Linked DNA regions of Homo sapiens: region 2 is linked to region 1. Evidence: chromatin loops called from intact Hi-C (ENCODE). Cell type or tissue: heart right ventricle. All regions are shown on one strand. Each heading gives the region's core, and the rest is flanking DNA. Links, peaks and the distances in the headings are about the cores only.

Region 1 (4,390 bases), core at 309-4,308:
AGATCTGAGGTCCTTCTGGCTCTTTTGGTCTAATGGATAGAAGGGAGCATGATTGAAGGGAAAGAGACCAGTTCAGAGGCTATTGCAGTCTTCTAGGTCACGAATGGTGTGGCTTGGGCATGGAAGGGGTAGGTGTGGAGTGGCTGGGGGTGGGAGATAAGAGGACAGACCCAAGAAACATCGAGGGAGACTCACAGGTCTTTGGTGCTGGATTGAATCTGGAGTGGAGACGGTGAAGGAGAAGGAGGAAACTGTTCTTATTTCATTGTAGTCCTTCTGTACATATTGTTTTACAACTTTTTTCCTTAAATATATCACGAATACTTCCCCATATTCCTAAGCATCCTCTGTAATATGGTTTATAATAGTTAAGAGTCTGTAATTACATTTAACGTACTATCATTTAGTTAACCAAACCTCTACTGTCAGTCATTGGCTATTTCTAATTCTTCTCTAGAATAGAAGCAAATCTCAGCTCACGCATATAGTCAAATAAAGTGAAATTCCTTGGAAAACCTCTTAAGTCATCCATAAAGTACAGTGTTCTTTGTTTCATATACACACCATGTATACTAAAGTATATGTGTAAAGGTATAATGTGTAGCCTATAATAAAGAAGATACATATGAAATAGCACTTTAGACTACTGCTTAAATGGCTGCTTTCTTTACATGTTTCTGAACACAGGTAGTAGAATTTACATAAGTTAAAGGCACATTTGTGTGACTCCACAGTGCTCTTCACAATACTCCGAGGAGCTCACATGTACTTCTGTGGTTGGCAGATTGTCTCATTAGCCTGGTTCTGTACCCCTCCTGTCCACTCCCTTTTCCGTGTGGTTTTACCATCCTTCAACTCTAGATGGAGTGAACTTCCCTGCTCTGACTTTGGACTTGACCATGTGACTTGCTTTGACCAGGGAAATGTGCCACTTCTGAGCCCAGGCCTTAGGAGAAATCAATGTCTTCCTGCTTGCCTTTGTATCCACTACTTTCACCAGAAGAGCTCCAGAGAGAAGACAGATGGAGCAGACCTGAGCCTGAGCCACAGCAAGGAGCCAAATCCAGCTGGTCCTGTGGCTTGAGGCAGAGCTGCTTAGTGGAGTCTAGCTTAGATAGCCAATCCCCAGCTGATCCAAAGATGTGTGGGTGAGCATAAATAATTGTTGTAACCTACCATCTGAGTTTGATTCGTTACACAGCAATAGCTGACCAATACAGTGGGCATTTCAATTAGTTTTTTTTGTTTGTTTCAAAAAGCTTGGGTTCCATCTTGCCATATTGCCCCTTTCCCTCACTGAAAATCCATCTCTATTTCTATTTCCAGTGGATACTGGGGCCTGTTTTCTTCCTGTCTCATCAACATCAAGGATTTTTTTTAAATTGCCAATTTAACATGCAAATAAGTGTTCTCTTTTTTTTTGCATTTCTTTTATTATAAGTGAGGATAAACATTTAAAAATATGTTTACTAGCCTATAGTCTCTCTTTTTGTGAGTTTTTGGTTTATATTCCTAGGACTTGGCCTTATTCACTTCTGATTACCCTGCCACAAAGGGGAACTGAAGAGTGTTTAAACAAATTCCTTGAAGTCGGCTTTATCACCTGGCTAATCCCACAGACTTACAACAACCCCATCAGGTGAGTGCTATTTGTGTACAATTTTAATAATAAAGATTCCTATATACTGTCTGATTCATTTTGCAACAATGCATGTTTTCTGAATGCCTCTTGAATCTAGCGTGGTGCAAGCAAAAATGTATTTAAAACTGAAAGACCAGAAGATGAGTTTTAAAGACCAAAGGAAAATCATTTTATTTCTCTCAGCCTCAGTTTTTACATTTGTGAAATGGAGATAATAATGGAATTTTTCATTCAATGTTGCTGAGAGGAATATAAACGATCATGGGTATTCAGTGCAAAAATACAATGCATCTAGCATCTAGCATGCTACAAACCACATAGTAAGTAAGTCTTAGATTCTCACTGAACTTTCCTTCTTTACATGGGTGGGCTATATGGATAAAGAGAAACGAAATATTTATCTGAAGTGAGAGCAATCAAAAAGATTTTCTAAAGGAGGCACAATTTGTCCTGGGACTTAAAGAGTGTGGAGAATTCTGGAGTAGTGGAAGGAAGAAGGGAAGATATGCTGGGTGGAGACGTGGTAAGAATGAGGCTTGGTATCAGAAGCTATTCTAATCAAGCTACGGTTATTCAGTCCCCAGTATGTGCCAAGAGCACAGCAGTCACTCCAGATGGCAGTATTTTCATTATCATTATTCCCACCTTACAGATGACAAACAGAAATTCAGAGAGGCTTTGTGGCATCCTCAAAGCCACACAGCTGGTCATTAGTGCTGGGATCCGAATCTGATCTCAACTCCCACTCTCTTTTCAGCAAACCACCTAGCAGCCAGGGATTCTCTGAATCTCTCTAGTGCTTCTGAATCTCTGGCCTCTAGAGAGAACCTGCCATCGGGCCACAGAGAGCATGGGAGCCTCCAGCCTTTCGGCGGCACCTTCAGGACTCCCTTCCACTCCTTAGTCAAGGCTGTGCATTTGGGGCAGCACCCGGCCAGGGACAAAGCAGGGCAGGGCAGGGCACTAGGATCTGCAACTCCTGCCCACCGAGGACCCCTCTGAGAGGCCATCCTTGCTCTGGGTCTCCTTGTCAATGTGGCCAAGTCGGGGGCATGTCTGCATTACAGTCTGAGGTTCTCCTGCTCATCCTGCTCCCTCCATGTTTTCCCTTTCACAGATGCTACCCCCAATATTTCTCTTGCACTCCTCACTTCATCACTGTCGGCTTCTGGAGGAGCCACAGACTCACTATCCTAGACCTCCCAAGCCTGGTGCTGATGGGAGGGCCTGAGAAGACCCATCCGCCATGTGCAGAGGGCTCAGTGGGGCCAATGTTGGGGTGGGGTGAGCTGGGAAGGGCCTTAAAGGATGACTACAACAAAGGCTGAGTGCCCACTGTGTGCCAGACACCATTTTAAATGCTGTCTTTTTGCTTATTATTTCAATGAATCCTCACAAGAACTCTACGAGGAAGAAACTGTTACTATTTATTTTACAGGGACGGAAACTGGGCCTGGAGAGGCTTGATGCCTTTCTTGTGCAGGTGACAGAGCCATTGCACAGCAGCACTGGGACCCTAACCTGTGCCATTGGAGTCCAGAACTTTTGTTCTCAGCCACACCACTATGATCTGCTGCTGGGAAGTGCCCTGCGGGGTGCCCTGCTAGGTGGGGGAGTGGCAGGAGGGCTTGTGCACAGGGTTTTTTTTGAGAGGCCTACCATCTCTGTCCTGCCCAGCCAGTCTGCCCAGAGCTGCAGGCCGCAGCCAGGAATGGAGCATAGGAGGGAAAACACATTTCAAGTGGACAGTGCAGCCACGTCTCCTGCCACAGAGTCATGTGGAGGCCATGCCTCACATTCAGTGGCCCCAGATGACGCTGTAGTGCTGATTTTACCCAGTTGCTCATCACCCACAAAACCAGTGTCCTGACACACAGCAGTCATGTGCATGCGGCAGCCCCTGTGGATCTGCAAGAGAAATCTCTTCAGCTTAGCACAGCCTGAGAGCTTATGGGAGGAGTCACCTGGCAGAGATGCCGGCAGCAGCAACCCTCCTTTCTCTCAATCTTATTGGTGCCAGACAGACCTGGGTTTGAATCCCAGCTCTGCCCTTCCTAGCTGTGTGTCCTCTGTAAACTAATTTTTATCAGTTGCTGCATAACAAGCCACCCCCAAACCTAGTGGTGGTAAGCCACAGCCATTTGTGATTTCTCAAGAGTTTGTGGGTTGGTTGGGCAGGTAGTTCTTCTGCTGTGGGCTGGGCTTGACCAGCTCGGCTGGGCTTACTAATACAGCTGTGGTTAGCTGTAAGCCGGCTGATGAACAATGACCTCAGCTGGGGCAACTGGGCCCCCTCCACCTGCTCACTCCCCCGCTAATGGGCCAGCCAGTCTTGTTTTCATAACGTAGCTTGGATTCCAAGAGACAGCAAGCGAGTGCAAGGTCCCTTGAGGCCCAGGCTTGGAACTGCTTCCCAGCACTTCTGCCACTTTCTGTTAGCCAAAGCAAGTCTTGAGACAAGCCCAGAGTCAAGGTGTGGGAAGCAGACCTTGCTTCTGGGGAAAGGAGCTGCAGTTACATTGTTAGTGCCATGAATATAAGCTGGGCAAAGCACAGCCAGCATACTGCATTGCTTCCCCACTCTGAGGCTGGGTTTGCTCATTTATAAAATGGGAATAATATTATTTATATTATGTGATGCCCTAGTGTAAGGGAAATGCCTGCACTTTAGTCAGGAATAGGCCAAGGCAGCCTGCCGGTGCAGCATGACTCAGTGGGTTTGGAGTGCAGGTGCACCACTCCAAACAT
Region 2 (4,390 bases), core at 219-4,218, 170 kb before region 1:
ATGAGCAGTGTCTTCTATCTGTGTTATAGGCTGAATTGTGTCCTATCCTCCAAATTCGTATGTTTAAGTCCTCACTCCCAGTACCTCAGAATGTGACTAATTTGGAGATGGAGACTTTAAAGAGATAATTAAGGTAAAATGAAGTCCTATGGGTGGCCGGTAATCCTCTGTGACTGGTGTCCTTATAAGAAGAGGTGATTAGGACACAGACACACACACACAGGGACAACCATGTGAAGACACAGGGAGAAGAGGGGTGGCTACAAGGAGAGAGGCCTCAGGAGAAACAACCCTGCCAGCCACTGCCTTGATCTCAGACTTCCAGCCTCCAGAGCTGTGAGAGAATAAATGTCTGTTGTTTAAGCCACTCAGTCTGTGGCATTTGTTAAAACAGTCCTAACAAACTAATGCAATCTGCTATACCAACCCAGGTGGACATATGGTGTTTGAGCTTGAAGGTCATTTCTCCCACCCCCTTGTTTTACAGGGGAGCAACAGACCCAGAGAAGGGACCTAAGGTACTCAGTGCATGGAGAATTAGGGCCAGCATGGGAACCAAGCTTTTTATAACCTGGGCGCGCTTAAAGCCAGGGGCACCTGCACCACCGTCTTTTAGCCAGCACCTCCTGACCCCCATCAGTGCCCTCGGCTCGTACCCCGAGGAGGAGACTCGGGACCAGGCTCGGTTTTCTAGACTATTAGCTGGAGAAGTATAGCTGCAAGAAGTTGCTCAAGACACTGTCCTTCCAGACCCGGAGGATGTTGGGTTAGGGGAGGAACTGAAGGAGAGGGTGGTTCAGGCTTATCACACAGACTGACTGACTCTCTTCCAGACCTCAGTCTTATCCGTCAAATGGAGACCACGATATCTATGATCCCAGCTACAGTGGCAATGTTCCCTCCCTGCCAGCCGGCTGTGAGGATGACTTATGATGGCTGTGGAAGACTTGCTTCTGAATATACAGACTCTTGTGGAATGCAGCAAAAAGCCTGTGAAGGCTCCAAATAGAACTGGGTTCGAATACCACTTATGCTACTTGGCTACTGTATGACCTTGGGGAAGTTGCTTAACCTCTCTGAGCTTCAGTTTCCCCATCTGTAAAACAGGACTAATCACTTAAATCTGGAATGGTTGTTATGAGGATTACATCAGAAAACTCAGGCGACATGGCTGGTGTCTCCAAACGGCTGCATACATGCCTCGAAACCTCCTCACCTACTCCCCTTGGCACTTTCAAACTGCTATGATTTTGTAGAAAGGTGTGGAATTTAATCTCTGATCCGCTCCCCTCTGGGAGGTGATCTGCAGGGGCGAGGCTCCTCATGCCGACAATGGGCCTGTGCTTGGTGTGGGTGGTGGTTCCCTGTCCATTCCCTCTGGTCCTGGAGCCCTTCTGTTACTGGTGCACTGGGATCCTTTCTGCCTGAAGGCCTCTTTATGAGTCACGTAAACGGGGACCTGGCAGGGGTTCTTTAGAACAAATATTTCCACTTTCTTTAGAGGATCTGACTCTCCAGTTTCCCAATTAATGAGAGCTCAGGTTGACCCTGGATTTGACAAAAGCTCGCTCCCACTTTCAGGTTTGCCGACAGACTTTCGTGCTCTTCCTCATCCCCACTTTATTTCTACCAACCAGAAAAATTACCCCTCCTCCCTCTGCCGTTCTAGATTTTACCAGCCTGGGCGTTCAAGAGCCCCTATCCTTAATACCCCCATGCGTTGGCATGTGGTTTTCTGAGGCCCAGAAATCCCTTCCTTTCTTTATCCTCTGGTTCATAAAACTCCGATCAGACGGCCTCTTTCTCCGGGAACCCTTCTCTGGTCTTTCCAGACACAACGAACCCGGCCGGCTGCTGTGGCCTACGCTAGAGGCATCTGGGCAAGAAAGGATTAACGGTAATAACTGCCCACGGCCACCAGGGGGCATGCTACCCGGGACGGCTCAAGGGCTGTGCAACGTGGGGCTTTTGTCTAGTTGGAACCCCAAGCACAAAGTGACATTGCAGTGGTGTACCTGGAGCCCTGGACCATGGGGCAGCAGTCAGAAGTCAGTAGGCACTGTCCTAGGCAGACAGACAGGAATGCAGCCCCACCAGCCTCTGCAGTCTTTCACAGAGCACCCGTAGAGACCCAGGGCCTCCCGCTTCCCTGAGGAGGGGCTGAAGCAGCAATGCAGCCGGTCAGGAGCTTGTCTAGATTTTTCAGCAGAGAGGGAGGTTTCAAGCACATCTTGCTTCTTCACAGAGTCCCCAGCCCAGGGGGCTTTGATAGGGTAAAGCCTACCTGCAATTAGAATCACGATTCTGGCCCAGAGTGGGCTAGAGCAGCCCAGCGGACCCCTCCCCAAGTCCCCTCCCAAGGATGCTCCTGGCTCTCCAGGCGATAACCACACCTAATTTGTACTTTTTATTATTTATTTTTTTAGTTTTTTGAGATGGAGTCTCGCTCTGTGTCCAGGCTGGAGTGCAATGGCGTGATCTCGGCTCACTGCAAATTCCGCCTCCCGGGTTCAAGTGATTCTCCTGCCTCAGCTTCCCGAGTAGCTGGGATTACAGCCACGCGCCACCACGTCTGGCTAATTTTTGTATTTTTAGTAGAGACTGGGTTTCACCTGTTGGCCAGGCTGGTCACGAACTCCTGACCTCAAGTGATGCCTGCTTCGGCCTCCCAAAGTGCTGGGATTACAGATGTGAGCCACCGCGCCCGGCCCACCAGATGTGTACTTCTGAGGGGCCTTTGTCCCCTTACTTGTCTGCTACCTCCACCAGGTGGGAGCCCTTCAAGAGCACTGGCCACGTCTTGTTCACCCTGGCATCCCTAGTGAGGCCTGGCCCAAGTGAGTGACCTGTAAATGGCACGCCAAGGCCCTTCAGGCTCACTGGGTTTCCTGTGGACACGGCATTCTCTATGTGTGCCTGTACCCATGTGCTCCTGGCACACTGGAGGGGCTCACGTGTCCCACATAAGAGAGGTGAGTGGGGGCAGGGCCTGGCCAAGGAGCTGGATGAGAGGTGGGGCAGGCCTCATTGAGCACTTGGGAAATTAATTGAGGGGTCCACATTGAGCTCCCCACTCTCTCCTTCCCCTCCTCTTCATGAAACTCTTCAGGACCTCGCTGTCTTGTCCTTGGGTGACATGAGGGCCGGTCTTAGGTGTCGACTTGGCTAGGCTACAATCCCCAGTTATTCCATCAACACTAATCTAGGAGTTGCTGTGGAGGTATCTCGTAGATGTGTATCTTAGTCCATTTTCTGTTGCTATAACTGAATACCAGAGACTGGGCAATTTATAAAGAAAAGAAATTTATTTCTTAGAGTTCTGAAGATTGAGATGTCCAAGGTTGAGGGGGTCCATCTGATGAAGGCTTTCTTGCTAATGGTCAGTGCAGGGCATCGTATGGGGAGGGGCTCACAAGAGAGAGCCAAGCTGGATTTTTGTAACAGACTCACTCTTGTGATAGCTAATCTACTCCCATGATAACCCATTAATCTATTAACCCATTAATCCATGAATGCCCACATGACCCAACTACCTCTGAAAGGCCCTGTCACCTGCCAATACTATTAAATTAGGGATTAAGTTTCAGATTGAGTTTTGGAGGAGACATTCAAGCCACAGCAATGTAGTTGATATCTACAATTGGTTGGGGTTTTTTGTTGTTGTTGTTTTAGAGACAGGGTCTCACTCTGTTTTCTGGGCTGGAGTATAAGTGGCTTGATCATAGCTGACTGCAGCCTTGAACTTTTGGGCTCAAGTGATCCTCCCCGCTTGGCCTCCAGAGTAGCTAGGAGTATAGCCTTGAACTTTTGGGCTCAAGTGATCCTCCCGGCTTGGCCTCCAGAGTAGCTAGGAGTATAGGAGTGTGCCACCACACCGGGCTAATTTTTTTATGTTTTGTAGAGATGAGGCTCTTGCTCTGTTGTCCAGTCCTGTCTCAAACTCCTGGCCTCAAGCAATCTTCCTGCCAAAATACTGGGATTATAGGCGTGAGCCACTGCACTGGGCCGGTTAACCTTAAATAAAGGAGATAGCCCTCAATAATCTGAGTGGGCATGAGTCAATCAGTTGAAAGGCCTTAGGAGCAGAGCTGAGGCTTTCTTGAGAAGAAATCCCACCTGTGGCCTGCAGCATCAGCCTGAGAGTTCTGGACTGCCCCTCCTGAGAGCCTGCGCTATGGATCCAGCCCCCACGGTCACGTAAGCCGATTTCTTGCAACACATCTCTCTCTTTTTTTTTTTTGAGATGGAGTTTTGCTCTTGTTGCCCAGACTGGAGTGCAATGGCACCATCTCAGCTCACTGCAACCTCCGCCTCCCAAGTTCAAGTGATTCTCCTGCCTCAGCCTCCCGAGTAGCTGGGATTACAGATGCCTGCCACCACGCCTGGCTAA

The links. Hi-C counts contacts between places; a loop is a spot of excess contacts. Peaks named below come from ENCODE experiments on the same cell type or tissue, not always from the same donor. Only the 100,000 strongest peaks of a DNase experiment are listed, where the experiment ranks them.
Region 2: it touches region 1 in a loop (4-fold over the local background); 22 of 110 quality-filtered maps call a loop at or near these places.

What each region holds. Positions count from the first base shown.
Region 1 is chr2:119,004,795-119,009,184 of GRCh38, reverse strand. No RefSeq gene overlaps it. Among named protein-coding and RNA genes, the nearest start is that of MARCO, 65 kb to the right of the region's middle. In heart right ventricle, for the core only: no CTCF peak of the experiment used is centred there; a DNase peak (open chromatin) is centred at 2,624; H3K27me3 peaks cover 1,221 bases.
Region 2 is chr2:119,172,173-119,176,562 of GRCh38, reverse strand. It overlaps LOC107985941 (a long non-coding RNA gene), which reads left to right. Exons shown (of 3, transcript XR_001739665.2): 3 at 834-4,390. Among named protein-coding and RNA genes, the nearest start is that of C1QL2, 16 kb to the right of the region's middle. In heart right ventricle, for the core only: a CTCF peak has its summit at 1,911 (motif pointing right); a DNase peak (open chromatin) is centred at 1,920.